2 separate regions of the Mus musculus genome follow, and region 1 is linked to region 2. A link is a loop called in an ENCODE intact Hi-C map of the cell type or tissue named here. Cell type or tissue: heart. All regions are shown on one strand. Links, peaks and the distances in the headings refer to the core of each region. The heading gives the core; the rest is flanking DNA. Region 1 holds the start of Gm30232 (a long non-coding RNA gene). Region 2 overlaps Pdxk (pyridoxal (pyridoxine, vitamin B6) kinase).

What was found. Hi-C counts contacts between places; a loop is a spot of excess contacts. Peaks named below come from ENCODE experiments on the same cell type or tissue, not always from the same donor. Only the 100,000 strongest peaks of a DNase experiment are listed, where the experiment ranks them.
Region 1: a loop joins it to region 2, with 3 times the contacts of the local background. A loop is called at or near these places in 13 of 42 quality-filtered maps.

The regions. Positions count from the first base shown.
Region 1 is chr10:78,483,180-78,491,507 of GRCm38, forward strand. Gm30232 (a long non-coding RNA gene) reads left to right here and starts at 3,516. Exons shown (of 6, transcript XR_003948915.1): 1 at 3,516-3,976; 2 at 4,323-4,850; 3 at 6,136-6,460. In heart, for the core only: a CTCF peak has its summit at 4,737 (motif pointing left); a DNase peak (open chromatin) is centred at 4,702; H3K4me3 peaks cover 646 bases; H3K27ac peaks cover 401 bases; H3K27me3 peaks cover 3,709 bases.
Region 2 is chr10:78,434,756-78,443,024 of GRCm38, forward strand. It overlaps Pdxk (pyridoxal (pyridoxine, vitamin B6) kinase), which reads right to left. Exons shown (of 11, transcript NM_172134.2): 10 at 6,382-6,448; 11 at 1,992-6,158. The coding sequence ends at 6,046. Mir6410 (microRNA 6410) reads left to right here and starts at 44; the gene lies at 44-147. In heart, for the core only: CTCF peaks have their summits at 4,958 (motif pointing right) and 6,270 (motif pointing left); DNase peaks (open chromatin) are centred at 3,510, 4,926, 5,436 and 6,338.

The sequences.
Region 1 (8,328 bases), core at 7-8,006, 48 kb after region 2:
ATCTAAGGACAATCCAGGGCTGTCCTGAATCAGGCTTGCTTGCCAGACAAATAGAGCAATTGATTGTTATTATACAGCATAGGAGATCAAAGTCCGTAGGCAAGGGCAATTGCTGAGTGTTTGAGCCCCTGTTTGGTTGATAAATAGTGTTTCACCCACACTGTCTAGTGAATCCATTCTTGTTCTACCCAGAATGCACAGGTCTTAACTACTGAACCGTCTTTCCAGCCCCATCTGTATTTCCTTCCTTCTTCCTTTCTTCATTCCTTTAATCTTTCTCTTTTTTTTGTCTTTTCTAAACATCAGGGTGGGGACTCCAGGGATGGGGGAGTTGGGAGTAGTGAGTTTCAAGGCTATTTAAACTATCTGCTCCCTACAGGCCATCAATGTGAGGTGCTGTCCCCCTGCACTCCAAGCCACTGTGAGTCTGACCTTGACCGGCTGACTGGCTGTTCCTGTCCCCCAGGCTGGCAAGGTGCACCAATGTCCTCCTCTCCTTCCTCTTCTTCTCTTCTCCCTCCTCTCTTCTTTTTCCTCTTCCTCTTCCCCTCTTTCTCCTGTTCTGCACTTTGTTCCATATTGGGTAATGCCAGGAAGCCCAGAGGGGACTCAGTCCTGCCCTGCCTTTGAAGTTGCTTCATTCTGGGAAAAGACAGCTGGATCCAGACATTCACAGCCCATCTGAGTCAGCTCAGGAGAAAAGGGAAGCCATATGGGGCTGAGGATACTGGGATACCTGAGATTTGATGATATTTCTGATCGGGTGACTTCAGAGTGTGTATTCAACATCTAAAGAGACAGGCAGAATATATTTCAGGAGTGGTATGTGCCAAACACCCAGGGATAGCGGCTGGTCTTTGCCTTTCCTTGCCTCCCCCAGCGGGTTCTTGAGCTGCTGGCATCCTTAGACCCCACTTTACCCCTGTAACCTCAATTGCTTCCCTTCCAACTTCCAGTCCATGATGCCAGAAGGATGTGGATGAGTGTGCCGTTGCCTCACCCTGCGGCCCCCATGGTACCTGCACCAACCTGCCAGGGAGCTTCAGGTGCATCTGCCGTGGGGGATACACTGGCCCTTTCTGTGATCAAGACATTGACAACTGTGACCCCAGTAAGTGCAGGGATCTTTGGGGTGCTTCCTTTTCCTGGCACTGTGTTGTTTCCTGACTTTCCTGACAACACTTATTCCCCTCATTCATGAGAGCCTTACTTCCATCTCAGCACCACTATATAATTAGGGCTGCTGGGATGACTCTGCAGGGAAAAGCACTGCTTCTAAACCTGATGAACCTACATCAGCCCTACAAGTTGTCTTCTGATCTCTACATGCCTGCTATGCACACACACACACACACACAAACACACACACACACACACAGAAAAATGAAATAAAAAGTTAAAAAATGTTTTATTTAAGCCAATATAGAAAATATTTTCATTTTCACATATAAGGCTTCAAAAATTTAAATTTTGCTAAATGTATTTTACATTTGTAGCTTATCTCATTTGGACTGGCAGTGATATCAAGGGCCTATTAACCTCATGTAGCCAGTAGTAGCTACACTGGTCACCACAGGCTGTGCTGAGCTTATGAATCAGAGCAGGCAGTGGCACTACAAGTATTCCTTGGTACTTTGAGGTTAGTTCCAGAGCCTCCATGGATTACAGACTCTAAGGATGTTAAAGTCCTTTATTGTCAAATGGCTTAATGTTTGCAAATAACCTCTGCATCTCCTCCCAGATTATTTAAATCATCTCTAGATAACCTTCTATTTTAAAATGTTTACATTTACTTATTATTGTGTGCATGTGTGTGAGCATGTATTGCCACACCACCTCCAGTAGGATCTGTGTGACAAGTTCCACAGACTGAGGCGATTGACCTCAAAAGGGGGAGGCCTCCTGGAACTGGTTGTGGAACTCTTTGCCGGAGGAAAAAAGTACTGAGCCATAGTTCTCATGACAATCTATCTGTTTTGTTTCCTCTTATTTCTTTTCTTATTTACATGTTCCTGGTAGCCTAGGCCAAGATCTTAAGTGAGAATAATGGGTAAGAAATCATCCCTAGAGATGGGGCCACTAACATGACCTTATCTCCGGGGAAACCAATGCTTTACTTTCTAAATCATTTACAAAAGTATTAAGATAGATGAAAACTTTCACAACAATAAAATTTCATATGGCTACACATGTGTAATAGGAGGTGGATTTTGGTATATGGTAAAGAAAGCCTTAATTAGAAAGAATTAAAATAGTTTAAATTTATACATTGAAGATTTATAAAAAAAAAATCAAGCACTAGATGTTAAATAATAATTGACCATGGGGCTGGAGAGTTATTTCAGTGGTTAAGGGCACTGACCGTTAAAGATTTATTAACCTGCTCCTGGAAATATGCCACTAGCCTCGGATGACAGCCCCCACTGAATACATCCTTTTAGAATTGTTATATTTTGATGATTTATAATGATGTCACCTGTTCTGTTTGTGATTCACTGAATACATAGTTTCAGAGTTGTAATGCTTGGATGGTTTTTGTGCTTTACTGTGCCAAATGCTATTTGTTGGTATTTGTGATTGTTTCACTGGATACAGTTTCTAAGAGATGTAATGTTTGTTTTTTTTTTTAATGTGTAAAATCCCATGCTTGAGAGCTGCAAAATACACTCAGATTCAAACTGCCTCTGCGTTTGTTTCTGTTTGTCACCGCCGAATCCTTACCCACCTAGCTTCAAGGACCCTCATGCCAGGGACCCCCATACCCAACTGGGGTGGTCCGTGGCAGTGGATGTAGCATGTGTGGAGGTCATAGGACAGTATAGTCCTTCTACCTTGTGGGATCTGGGGCTCCAACTCCGGATGTTAGGCTTGGTGGCTTTATCCATGCTGAGTCGTATCATCAACCCAGACTTCATTTTTAATTTAAATTAGAGAGAGGGAGGGAAGGTGAGAGAGAAAGAGGGGATGGGAAGGAATGCACACATGCTACATTAGAGTGTGGAGGCCAGAGGATAGCCTGCAGGAGTTGATTTTTTTTCATCCACCATGCGGGTTGCAGGGATTGAGCTCAGGCGGGCAGCCCTGGGTGGCCAAGCACCTTTACCTGCTAAAGCCATCTAGCCTGTCCCTCTAGATGGCTTGACATACCAACATCAATATACATGGCATGTATGTGTTTGATATACTCTATTGTTTAGAAAATAACAAGAAAATAGTGTGCATGTTCTGTCCTTGGGTAATCTCTGATTTTCACTATTGTTCATCTACTGATTGAACCCACAGATTCTGAACTTCAGAATAGGTAGGGTCAGTTCTATGGCTCAAAGGGGCTTTTTAAAAAAAAGAATAGTTTTTACATTTATTTATTCATATATGTGTTGCACACGTGAGCCATGGCATTCATATGGTGGTCAGAGGGCATCTTGTGGAGGGAGGTTGATCTCTCACCAAGAGTGTCCCTTGTAGGCTGGGACACAAAACACCTTTAATTTCTGCACTCAGAAGGCAGAGTGCAGGTTCATCTCTGAGTTCAAGGCCAGCCTCATCTACATATTGAACTCCAGCGTAAAGCACAGCTGGGTCAGGTCAGGCTGATGTGGCATAGGCAGACTTCTTTCCTGCTCACTGCAGACCGGTGCCTCCATGGTGGCTCCTGCCAGGATGGCGTGGGCTCCTTCTCCTCCTTTTGCCTCGTTGGCTTTGCTGGTCCTCGCTATGCCCGAGATGTGGACAAATGTCTGAGCAGCCCCAGTGGCCCTGGTGGCCCCTGTTCTGATCATGTGGCCTCCTTCACCTCTGCCTGTCCACCTGGTTATGGAGGCTTCCTCTTTGAGAATGACTTGCTGGGCTGAAGCCCCAGGTGGGTGGAGCATGGGCTCTGTCCCCCTGTGAGTCCCAGCCACGTCAGCATGGAGGCCAGTGCTGTCCCAGCCTAGGCTGTGGAGGTGGGCTGACCTTCACCTGTCACTGTGTCCAGGTAGGTGTGATTGGTAGGGGTGGAACCCTTGGGGAAAGAAAAGGCCCGTGGCTTTAGGGAAGCATATGTCTGTCTATAAGGGAAAAGTAGAAGGAAAAGAGGTTCTGAGATGCTGAATTATGGTTTGGAGTGTAACTTAGTGAAATTGTGACGTGGCTTTGTTGCCTCCTGGGGGAAGGTATAGCTTATCTTCAAAGTGAGGTCAGTAGAGGAAAGGGGAGGTTGCTGGAATTGGAGAGAATGGGGTGGGGGGTCATCATTTTCCAAGTCTTGACCTCCACTCCAACCTCCTGTTTCTTCTCACTACATTTTTTTTTCTCTTTCTGTCCCCTCACTTCACCATTAGCCATTCTGGGGTCTGCGTTGTGAGTGGGTGGCACGCTCTTGCCGAGAGCTGCAGTGCCCAGTGAGTATTCCACTGAGTGGACCACGCTGCACTTGTCCTCCCAGGCTGTCCGGGCCCTCCTGCCGGATTTCTAGGGCGTCACCCTCAGGAGCTATTAACACCAGTTGCGCCTCTGCCCCTTGTCTGCATGGGGGCTCGTGCCTACCTGTACAGATTGTCCCTTTCTTCCGCTGTGTATGCGCTCCGGGCTGGGGAGGACCGTGTTGTGAGACCCCTTCCGCAGCCCCTGAGGTCCCCGCCCGTGAGCAGCATGCCAGGCCAAGCGAGGAGACCAGAACTGCGTGAGTGCAACAGCTCAGGCTGTGGCCGGGAAAGCAGTGACTGCTCGCTGAACGTGGACGACCCCTGGAGGCAGTGTGAGGCACTGCAGTACTGGCGTCTCAACAACAGCGGGTGCGACCAGACCTGCAGCTCTCCAGCCTGTCTCTATGACAACTTTGACTGCTACTCTGGTGGCCGCACCTGCAAGTGAGCCCTCCCCACCCCCATTTGCTTCTGTCAGCCTGCAGTTACACATTCCATCTGTCCACACTTAGGACTTGTTAATCTGTCTTTCTTAAAAATTTAAAAATTAAGCTGGGTCTAGTTGCTCACACATTTAATGCCAGCATTTTGGAGGCATAGACAGGCAGGTCTCTGTAGGGATTAAAGGCCAGCATGATCTACATAGTGAGTTCTAGGCCAGCCAAGGCCACACAGTGATACCCAAAAACAAACAAACAAAAAGCAAAACAGTAGACCGAAACAGGTGCTCAGTCAATAGTTGTTATAGTGATACTGGTCGAGTATCCCAAATCCCAAACTTGAATCCCTGAGTTATGTGGGGCACGGGCATGATGCCACAGTGGAAAATTTCATCATTTGCCTCATTGATAAGTTACAGTCAAAATTCAGACTCAGGTTGGTCTGTGTAGTTCAGTGGCAGAGCACCTCCCTAGATGGCATGAGGCCCTTGGTTCAAACCCCGGCATGGAAACAAAACAACCACCAAAGGCAGGCACTGTATAAAAATATACAGTTACTTCTGTGTATGTGTATTTTTGTCTTTAGGCTTGGGCCTCATCCCTGAGGTGCCTTATATAAATTATGCATAGTGGGCTGGGGATGTAGCTCAATGGATGGAATGCTTGCTTAACATCCACAGAGCCAGGCTTTGGTCCCATGCACCGCCTGAACTGTGAGAGGTGCTGTGTGCTTGTAACCCTGGCTCTCAGCAGGTGGAACAGGAGGATGATAAGTTCAAGATCACCCTCAGCTACATAGTTTTGTTTTCTTTTTTAAAAATAGGGTTTCACAATTCCCGGCTGGAATTGGCTATGTAAGTTCAGGCTGGCCCTGAACACACAGAGACATCCTTGTCTCTGTCTCTGGAGTACTGGGATTAGAGGTATATGCCAGCCTGTCTGACTAACATAGGGAGTTTGAGGCCAGTTTGAGATACATGAGATCTTACCTTAAAATATCTATAAAAAGATAACTCATTGCATTTATTTGCATATATAATATTTAAGCGTATGTGCAAATATTCTAAAACTCTAATTTGAACTCTGAAATAGTTTTAGTCCCAATTATTTCAAATTAGGAACACAGAACTTGTGGTTATGCAGCCAGTTACTGCATTTGCAGAAAGCATACCCAAGAACATCTCCCCCAACCCTGCCAACCCCATACCAGCACTGCCCAGTACTGCTCTTCCCTGTGTGTGCATTTAGATGACCCGAAGAATCTCTAACTTTGTGTTCTCTGTCCCCAGTCCGGCTTATGAGAAGTACTGCACCGACCACTTTGCAGATGGCCATTGTGACCAGGGTTGTAACACTGAGGAGTGTGGCTGGGATTGGCTGGACTGTGCCAGCGAGGTCCGGGTCCTTTTGGCTTGAGGGGTTCTGGTCCTCACAGTTCTTCTGCCTTCTGAAGAGTTGCTGTGCTCCATTGCCGACTTTCTGCAGCAACTTAGTGCTATTCTGCACAACTCACTGCGCTTCTGCTTGGACGCACGTGTCCAGGCCATGGTCTTCCCCAGCTAAGCCCTGGCTCTGAATACAGCTCTGAATCTAGCTGGGTCTAGAGGTGATCGGGTGAGTGACTGTGGCCCAAGGCTGGGTACAGTGGTTAGAGCACCCATGATCCAGACCATCTGTTTCATGCTTCTTAGTTGAGAGCGCTCTTGCAATGCATCTTCCACAGGCGTTTCAGTGTCTGTCGGGTTGACTTCTTTGCTATGGGTGGGGTTCATCCTGTGCACACTACAGGAAGCCTAGCTGCAGCACTGAGATTTTACTCTTCAAATGCAGGTGAGAGCACCTTCTTGCAGTGACAATGAAAAATGTCTCTTAAATATTAGACTGTGCTGCTTGGGAGAGAGTAGGGAGGCTACAGGATGGGTGAGAGGGTGGCATTGCAAAATTGCACCGTGGGGCTAGTGCTACTCCAGCAGGAGAGGCAGGCTGTTTTCAGAGCAGTTAAAGGCATGTATAAGCTTTAAAAAAATAACTTTTAATTAAAACGTATTTATATTGCTAGGCAGTGGTGGCGAGCACGTTTAGTTCAGCACTTGGGAGGCAGAGGCAGGTGGATCTCTGAGTTCCAGGCTAGCCTGGTCTACAAAACCAAAAGCAACAACAGCAACAACAAAACAAAGGACTTTTTTTTTTTTTTTTTTTTTTTTTTTTTGGTTTGTTTATGGAGACAGGGTTTCTCTGTATAGCCCTGGCTGTCATAGAACTCACTTTGTAGACCAGGCTGGCCTCGAACTCAGAAATTTGCCTGCCTCTGCCTCCCGAGTGCTGGGATTAAAAGTGTGCGTCACCATGCCCGGCAACAAAGGACTTATTATTGTGTGTATGATGTGTGTGTGTGTGTAGGTCCCCAAGTGCCATGACACTTATGACACTGCAAGCCTGTAGAGGTTAGAGGACAGCAGTGTGAAGTCAGTTCTCTCTTCTCATTAGTTTTTCAGGCTTGCATGATAAGCACTTTGCACCATGAGCCATTTCTCTGGCTTGCTTGTTGTTTTCTTCTTGTTGTTTGTTTTGTTTGTGTTTTATAGGCATTGGCCTGAAATTCAATCTGTAGCCCAGGTTGGCTTTGAACTCATGGTTCTCCTACTCAGCCCTCCCAATTACTAGGATTACAGGCATGCACTATCACCCCTGACACTCACTCTCTTTCCTCCCCACTCTCTTCTTTCCCCTTCCCCCTCATCTCATGAAAGTTGTAGAACTTGCTCACTAGTGACCTGGTAGGGGGAACCTGAAGTGGGAGAGGCATTTGTTGAGGGTAGACCAGGGCCTGAAGATTGAGCCCTGACAAAGAAAGGAGGGCTGAACTTTAGAGATACTGTGGTTTGTAGGTTCTGATTGGATGCAGGCAGAAGTCAAGTAGATGGTTGAGGTGACACATGGCTCCTTTCTTGGCTAAAGTGGCTTAGTGATGAGGACATAGGGTTAAGCAGGAGCTTAACCTTGGAGCTTGCTATTCTTAGGGGGTCTTGAAGTATGGGGAGGAACCCCAGGAGATGACTGAGGGCTGAAGATGCATACAAGACAACTGGGTATTGGAGGCCATTGGAAGGAAAGAAGAGAGAGTCAAGGAAGCAGGAGAGAAGGAGATGAAGAAGGAATCTAAGGACTCTCTGAGACCTAAGGACTGGGGGACAGTAAAGGATGTGGCTCAGTAGTAGAGAACCTACCTTGTATGTTCAAGGCCCCGAGTTCATCTCCAATACCACAAAGAAGGATAGAGGAGAAAAAGCAAGCTTTTAGAGAAACTGTGACATGGTACACTGTCCCAGCAAAGGGCTACACCAATAGACTCTACCAGGGCTAATGAAGACATTATTGAATTCACAGCTTTGAGACACTGTGACCAATAAGATCTGTTGGGAGAGACAGTGGAATTGGATGCCAGCTGAGAGCTGGGTGGGTGGTAGAGGCATGGAGAGTGG
Region 2 (8,269 bases), core at 270-8,269:
GGAGGCTGGAGGGAGACCTCAGGCCAGACCGTCCCGGTCCCTTGTCTTGGCTCAGGGACTACTCTGTGCTCCTGGGGACCTTGTTTGGAAGGAATGTGTTGATCTAGTTCTCCAGGGGTAGGGCCGAGGAGTTCCATGGCCCTGGACTGTAGTGTACTAACCACGGACCATATTCTTGTTAAGACACCAGACGTGAGGCAGGGTCCCAGTCCAGCCTGTCCTCATCCTAACTGTGGTGTTTGGAAGACCTCACCAGGGGAACAGACATCTATCTAGAGTTCATTTTGCTCTCCACTTGCATTTTACAGCCACATCCTGACTTCTCATTCCGAGTGGGTCAACCACTGTGATGTGCTATATTGCGACAAGGGATCAGAGTGGTGGTGTCAGAACCCTTTGTCCTCTCCTGCTTCCCTGGCTGGGTTCTGGATACGGCAAGGAGACCCTTCAAGTGTGGGTAAAGCCATGCCACAGGGAAGCATTGACGGCTTGGGTCAGCCTCTGGAGGGAAGAAGTACCGCCCCTGCCCAGCTTAGCCTGGTCCTGATAACTCCCTGAGGTAGTGGAAGTCTGGCTTAGCAAGCACTGGCCAGGTCTCTAGACTCCCTGCCCTCACACAGAGTTGAAGGCAACAGATGGCACAAGACCCCACCAGGTCACAGGGGCAAACTGGCAAGTCAGAATTGGACTCAGCTAGGGCCAGAAGTGCTCAGGAGAGACCAGATGCACTGGAGGGAGCTGTCCCCAGGCGCTGTAATGACCAGATCTTGCTGGCAGTCTAATGAGGCCTAGAAACCCACAAGTCCTCTGGCTACTACACACCCTGGGACCACCTGTCCCACCTCTGCTGCTCTTGCTCTAGCAAGGGCATGTCCCTCACTACTGGCTGGACACTTGGATGACCTTGACTTCCTAGTCCAGGCACCAGCTTGGAACCCCTGAGGGTAGTGAGCTGGAAGCTGGCCTTCCCCCCCTCCCGAGGGGAGACCTTGAGTTGGGTGAGATTAACTGTGAGCCTCAGGGGGAGGTTCAACTCAGATCCCAGGGAGAGATGACCAACTCAAGACCCCCACCCTATACCACTGTTGTCTCAGGATGTGGCCCCCTAAGGAATGGCCTCCAAAGATGGCCATATCCTGGAACCTGCAGAGATGGTACCTGGCATGGCAAAGGCTCTGATGACAGGATTCAATGGAGGTCTCAAGTGGTAGGTGATCCTAATTGCTGTGGGGTCCAGTGTCACACATTAGGAAGCGGGAAGGTCTGAATCGTGAGACTTGAAAGGTGCTGTGTCTGATAGCAAACACGGAGAAAGGGCCACAAGCCCAAAGTGCTTCAGCCTTGTGCCTGGCACTTTCAGAAGCAGCTGATGCTGCCATCTCACCTGAATACACCCAGCCTCTCGATCTCTAAATAACAAAGGTCTCCTTAAATGGAAGAAGTAGGCAGTAGTCTCTGGACACCAGACTGTCTGTTCTGTCCCTGTCAGCCTCTGCAGGACCCCACATCCCCTCGTGCTGAATGGCCAAATAGGGACCCAAGGATCTCTTCTCTAAGACCCTCCTACCCCCTTGCCTTCCTCTGATTTGCTCCAATGCTTTACACCTAAGTCCTTAACAAAGTTATGGTCATGGAACTCCTAAGTCTCACCATTCAACGTCACTGTCAAAGGTCAAGGAGCCAGGTGGCACGAGAACTCAGGAGCAACTGAACTGTTGGATCGTTAGCCAATGGCTGGTCTTCAGCTCCTTGCAGGTGGATCACCTGGGCATACTCCATCTCTCAGTGCCCACCAGAGAATTATTCGGGAAGCCTTAGGGCTGGCCCTAAAGCACCCAATAGTTCCCTGAGACAGAAGAGAGTGAAGGGTGAGCTGCCGGCCACCACAAGCACACGCTTTCCTTTGAGGACTGTTTTGGGGAATCCAGGTGCTCTTTCTGAGCAGTAACCACCAGGGACCAGCAGGGGAGAAATGACCACACTAAGACAACTGCAATGAAAATATTTATTTGTGGATAGTCATAGAAGACAACAGACCAGCACAAAACAGACACAGCTACACAGTGCTGACAGGTGCTCATGTCCACAAACACATTGACAGGGGACACAGTACACAGGGCTTGGGGACTTGGGCAGGAGACCACCTGAGCCCGGAGCACACCCCTCCTGCGCAGCAGGGACTGAGGGGCCAACTGTGCTTTGCTCTGAAGGCCAGGGGACTCCACAGAGGGGTGGTCTCTGGGGAGGACTAGCAGGGTCGGGCCAGCCCCACAGGTGCAGCCCATCCTCCAATTGGTCCAGGTTCTCAACACACGGCTGAAGTTCTGACAGGCTGTGTGTCAGGAATGGGCAGCTATGAAGCTAGGAGCATTTGAGGAGCCTGTGTCTCATCCTCCATTCACAAAACACTGACCCCTCCCCCATCATTCAGAAAATGGTTTCAGGATGTTTTTTTGGGACTCACTCAGGCCTGAGCTTTGAGGGGATCTTCCTGCTCTGTGGGATATGAGAAGGATATGCTAAGCCCATGTCCTCTATTGTGTTCTGTCACCGCCCCCCCCCCCCCGGACATATCCTCCATGTCAGGCATGAAACTGGCAGCTCAGAGGCTTCCAGAGCCCCCAGTCCAAGTCACCTACACCTGCCTGCATGGGGCACTGCCTAGCCCTGCAAGGCAGGCCATGAGGTGCAGTCATGGCTTTACCCAACGTCTCATGGGACCTGCTGGCTCTATAGGATGGGCAGTGAGGTATGGCCAAGGTTATACCCAAGGCCTTCTGGGAGCTTCCAGCCATGGATGTCTGTTCCCACCCATCTGTAGCTTCAGGGCAGAGGCAGCCCTAACTGGCTATTCAAGAGCTGACGGGGACAGGGTGGGGTTCCCACGGGGACAGAGTGGGGTTCCCACGGCATCAGGGAGACCTTTTCCACCTGGAATGTGTATCCTATTGCACAAAGACCAGAAACTGCCTGATGGTGAAACAGGGGAAGGAATGAGGAGATGCTGGCCCAGGGGAGCTCAGCCACAAGCAGGGAGGTAATCCAAGGGAGATGGAGACGCCTGCTCTGAGGATATCCTCTGCCTGCTTCAATAGTGGGGAATCTTAAAATTGTGTTTATTCCACTAGAAATTAAAAAAGAAAGGAAGAGAAGGAAGAAGGGAGGGAGGGAGGATGTAAGGAAGGAGGCAAGAGTGGGTAGGTGGGTGGGTGGGCGGTGTGAGTGTGGGTGTCTTACTCCATAGCTCTCCTGCTGCCTCAGCCTCTAGGGTGCCTGCCACAAGAATAAACCAGAGTCAGCAAGGAAACACAAACTGTCAGTTCTGGCCATGCTGACGACACAATGGCTTCCTGGGATGTCAGGCTGACCTGGGGACACACTGACTCCCACTTACTGTCAGGTGTTGCACAACGCCAAGTCTGAGGCCCAACAGAAAGATGTACACAGTAAAAAACAACCACCAAATCTCCCAGCAGGATGGCTGCTGTTTAATCTGCTGGTACCAGCATCCACCTGGGCCTCTGACACTGCTCCGGCTCCACCCCGACCCCTGCTGGTGGATACTGAAACTGCAAGTGGAGGTAGAAACCTCTCTTCTCTGGTTCTGCAGGACTGGCACCATCTACAGCTGTCACAGAAAGTGTGGGAAAGCATCAGGACTGGCACATGCATGTCCAGCCGCACCTCCATCCCAGGGTGCGTCTCTATCATTCAGGGGGTTGGGGAGTGACATTCACTCAGACCTGGGAACCAGGTTCAAGCCTTCCCTGACTCACCGCTTTCCCTACAGAGACTGCAGCTCTATTGTAACCTCACATTGAACCTGACCTCCCAGAACTGCCCCTTGGAGGGACACCCATTCTTAGCATCCACTGGTGGCTTTTGTGGTCAGCATCCATCTGTCACATGGACAGACATGGCTTTCCAGGACCTCTCAGTGCAGGTAGCTGCGTGGATGTCTGGAAGAGAGGCACCCCAGATAGCAGCAATAAAAGGGAGCACTGGTCATATGTGGTGTGGTGATTCCTTCCTAGTATTCAGGAGGTGGAAGGAGATACTTTGAGACAGAATCAATGTCCCCAATAGGAAGCGGCTAACCCTGGGCTAATGCAGCTTCCTTCCCAAGCACATTACTTCCTTACTAAAATAAAGTAAAAGTAAAAGCCAATTCTGATTTGGATACTAGGGGCCTGCTGTCTTTGCTTTCTTTTTTCTTGGGGCTCAGAGGTGCCACATTGGCACCAGGTTTGGACACATGTCAGGCTTCATGGCCTTAACAGAGAGCTTGCTAATCTTGTCCTGGGGTACTGATGACCAAAGTACTTTTTAAAATTACATTGTGTGTGTGTGACAGAGAGAGAGAGAGAGAGAGAGAGAGAGAGAGAGAGAGAGAGAGAGAGAGAGAGAGAGAGAGAGAGCCCAGTTCTCTGCTTCCTTCAAAGCTGTAAAAGGCTTATTAACGGACACCTCAGAATACGGGCTGGTTCAGGTCCATGTGGACCAGCATCTATCTCCTCCATCTGGGGCATCATAATGGGGAAAGGGTGTCGCTCTCAGAGCTCCATGGAGACCCTATGCTTCTGGGGAAGAGGTAGGCATAATGCACTCTTCACCTCTCCCAGTCTCCCTGGTCTCCTTAGGCTGTGGCTTCTCAGAAGATAGATATCTTAAGGACTGAGGAGCAGGGATATGGGTGCGGCTCGCAGCCATGATTAGGGACCCTAAACTCTGGAAAGCAGAGCCAGGAAGTTCACCCCCGAGCAGTAGACAATGGGACACGTCACAGTCCCCAGCTGGGGTCTAAGAGCTGCCCCTGCATACACAATGCCAATGTGCTCTGTAGAGGAGAAGACCTTCCAAGGAGGCAGAGGCCCTGGCTTCACATCAGGGCCCCTGGCCCCTCAGCATGAGGTGGGCACAGAATCCAGAAATGAGGGTGAGGGGAGTGGAGAAAACCCGCACTTCAGTCTGCCACCAGGGGGCAGGAGCCACCTCTGTCTCTCCTTCCCTGTCTGTCCAACCCCCTGTGCAGCAATGCACTGTCCCCAGCAGCATGTGGCAGGTGAACTGCCACCTGACAGTCCTGCAGGGGCTGTGTGAGTGCCCACAAGAGCCCAGTGAGAGCCGGGCATGGTGGTCCACGCCTTTAATACCAGCACTCGGGAGGCAGAGGCAGGCGGATTTCTGAGTTTGTGGTCAGCCTGGTCTACAAAGTGAGTTCCAGGACAGCCAGGGCTACACAGAGAAACCTTGTCTTGAAAAATCAAAACCAAAACCAAAACCAAAAAAAAAAAAAAGCCCAGTGAGGCAAACTTCCCTGAATTCCCAAGCTGCCCTGCACTCAGCTCCAGAGTTACAGGAGACCCTGCAGACACCCAGACGGCTTGCAGATGTCCTGGAATGTTCCCGTTCCTTAAAAGGTCCCTGTCACAGTGACCGCATGCTTGTGCAAGCACGGGGATATGAAACCTTCCCTCGCAGACCAGCAGCTGCATTCGTCTGACATTCTGGGACACCACCCAAAGAGCAGCAGAGACACAGAAACTCTAATGCAGGAACAAGGGAAAGACCAGAATGGCAAAGAAGATATTTGGCATAATTCTTCCAATGCCAACGGTTAAGACCTAACCCCATTTTAAAGACAGCGCCGACACAGGCAGAGTCTATACACAATCAGGACTGTGTATACATACACAGGGGGCAATGGCAGCCAGTGACCAACAGAAAGGTCCAGAGGCAGCAGGCTGGTCTCCTCCACCTACCTTCCACATACCTATGAGGCAACATGAGGCAGTCAGAGGCCCAGGGCCTTTGGGGAAGGGACCATGGTTGTGAATCACACATTTCTACGACGGCTTTGTCATTTTTTAAAAAAATAGCACAATGGCACATTTTTCACGCTAGAGACTGGCTGAGACCCGACTCTCGGGAAGGAACACGGATGTCGAGTTTCAGTCATGGCTCTAAGGCAGACGTTACAGCTTTTCACAGGGATGGAGACGGACACCTCAGCTGGCTGTGTGTCGGGGCGAGTGGGTGTGGTCCTCACAGCACTGTGGCCTGCACGACGATCTCGGGGTCCTCGATGTCCCTTTTGCTCTGGACCATCCTCAGCTCCAGCTGAGCGGGGCTGGGCTTCTGTCCTTCTCCTGCTTCAGCTGCAGAGCACAGGGAAGATCAGAGCAGGCAGGATGGAACCTAAGACACCCTTCCCTCTCCCATAGTTCTGAATTCCTGCTTCAGGAGGGGGTGCCACACTGCCCCCTGCTGCCTCACTTCTAACATAGCAGGAGGCAGAGGCTGGAAGGGAGAGCTCCCCCTCCCTCTTGTCCACCTCCAATCAGGGACTACTCCCGTGGAAGACAGAGCACAGACAGGTACCTTTTGCACACCGGATGGTCCTCTGTAGGACGTGCTGCATGGCAGACACGGTTTTCTCACAGGCCACCTATAGAGAGGACAGAGACACAGGCAATGGCCCACCTGCTGAGCATTCCTGTACAGAGGGCATCCTCAAGTATCAGCTCCCCCAGTCACCACGGAGATGGCCTCACTGTCCCTCACACCCACACTGGACACAGCGGGGCCCCCACTGGGCTGACTGCAGGATAGCTCCCCCCCCCCCCCCACTCCACAGATGTTTCTGCATCAATCTGTATCTGGAGGGTCCCCCAGAGCACATGCTAGAGGCTAAGCCCTCTGTCTGGGGTGCTATTGGAGGGATAGCAGCTTCTGGAGGTGGGGCCTGGTGCAAGGTCTTTGCTTCCTAGATGCCACCGTGATGCACAGCTACAAGTTGCAAAGCAACAAGGTCAGCTCACCAGGGACAGATACCTCTAAAACCATGAGTAGACAGAAACCTTCCCTCTTTATAAAGGATCTCCGGTGTTTTGTTACAGCAGTGGAGAAAGAGCCAAGCTGATGCTAATTACCCACTTCCCTGTGGACCGAGATGCATCTCTGGATGTGACATCATTGACCTTGGGACGACTTGACAACATTGGGTGCACCTGGCACACAGCAGGTGCTTAATTACAATTCCTAAGAATAATTAGTTTTAAAGACTCTAAAAAGGAAAAGAGCTCTGGCCCACCCCAAGTTCAAGGCCAGAGGACCCTGCCAGTACCCAGACACTCCTCAATTCCCTGACATGGATTGGAAGGACCAGGGCTTGTCTTGGGAGCCCCGCAGTGAGGCTCCATAGGACGAGAGCTGCCAAAACTCTGCTGCTCTGTGCAGTGGAACCCCCACTGCTGCCAATTAGACAGGACAAGCCTGGCTTGCCCTATACCTGAGGGAGGCTGGAGGAGAGCCAGTACAAGAGAAAAGGAGTGAGCATACTGGACCTAAATTCAGAGTTTTCAAAGGACTTGACACATAAGAGCCTGCTTCCCCTCTCTATTATAAAGGCAAGGAGTCAGATGTGGACAGAGCAGGGTAGGAAGAGTTACGGGACAGGCCAGGGACAGATCCTCTCTTCCTCCTCCAGTCTAAGGAAGGCAGCCCTCACCTAGCTATGCAACCATGTCCCTTACAGTGAGGGGCATCAACCATCTGCAGGGCTGGGACAGTCTACACTGGGTAGGGACTGTTCCAACTCTGTTCTTTTTTTTTGTATTTGCTATTGCTGGCATGGAACCCAGGCCTTGTGTGTGCAAGGTAAGTGCTCCACTGAGTCATGAGCCCAGCCCTTGCGACTTGCCTTTAACAGCACTGGGGGAGGACATGCTGGCTTCGAGCTGCTGGGGAGTTGTGTAAAGGACCTGCTGCTTGGTCATCATGCAGCTTTTCTGGTCACAGGCCAGGAGAACACAGATGCAAGGGCATTGCCTTAAGAAAACTCCTCTGCCCCAGCTGGCACACATTGAATTGCATACTGCACAAGAAAAAGCCCCAGCATGACCCACCCAAAACAGCTCCGTCTCACCTGAGCTCCGATGTGGCTAGGATGCACCCCTAGTACTAATTTGGTCCTATCTCCACACAACGTAAGTCTACACAAGGGATGGACAAACAACCATAGAAAGACCTATCTCCATGACAGGCATAAGAGCAGAGGGACTACACTTCAGTGTGCATTCTCAGCTTACTGCCTTTTTACCCCGAAGGTCGGTGTCTGTTAAATCTGGCAATGGCTACATAGCAGGAAACAATCTGGGCTATGCACTGGGAAATGCGGTGAGAATAATGGAATCTTGGTTTCTTAAAAAAACACACACACACTACACATGCACACATACACACTACACATGTACACACAGAAACACTA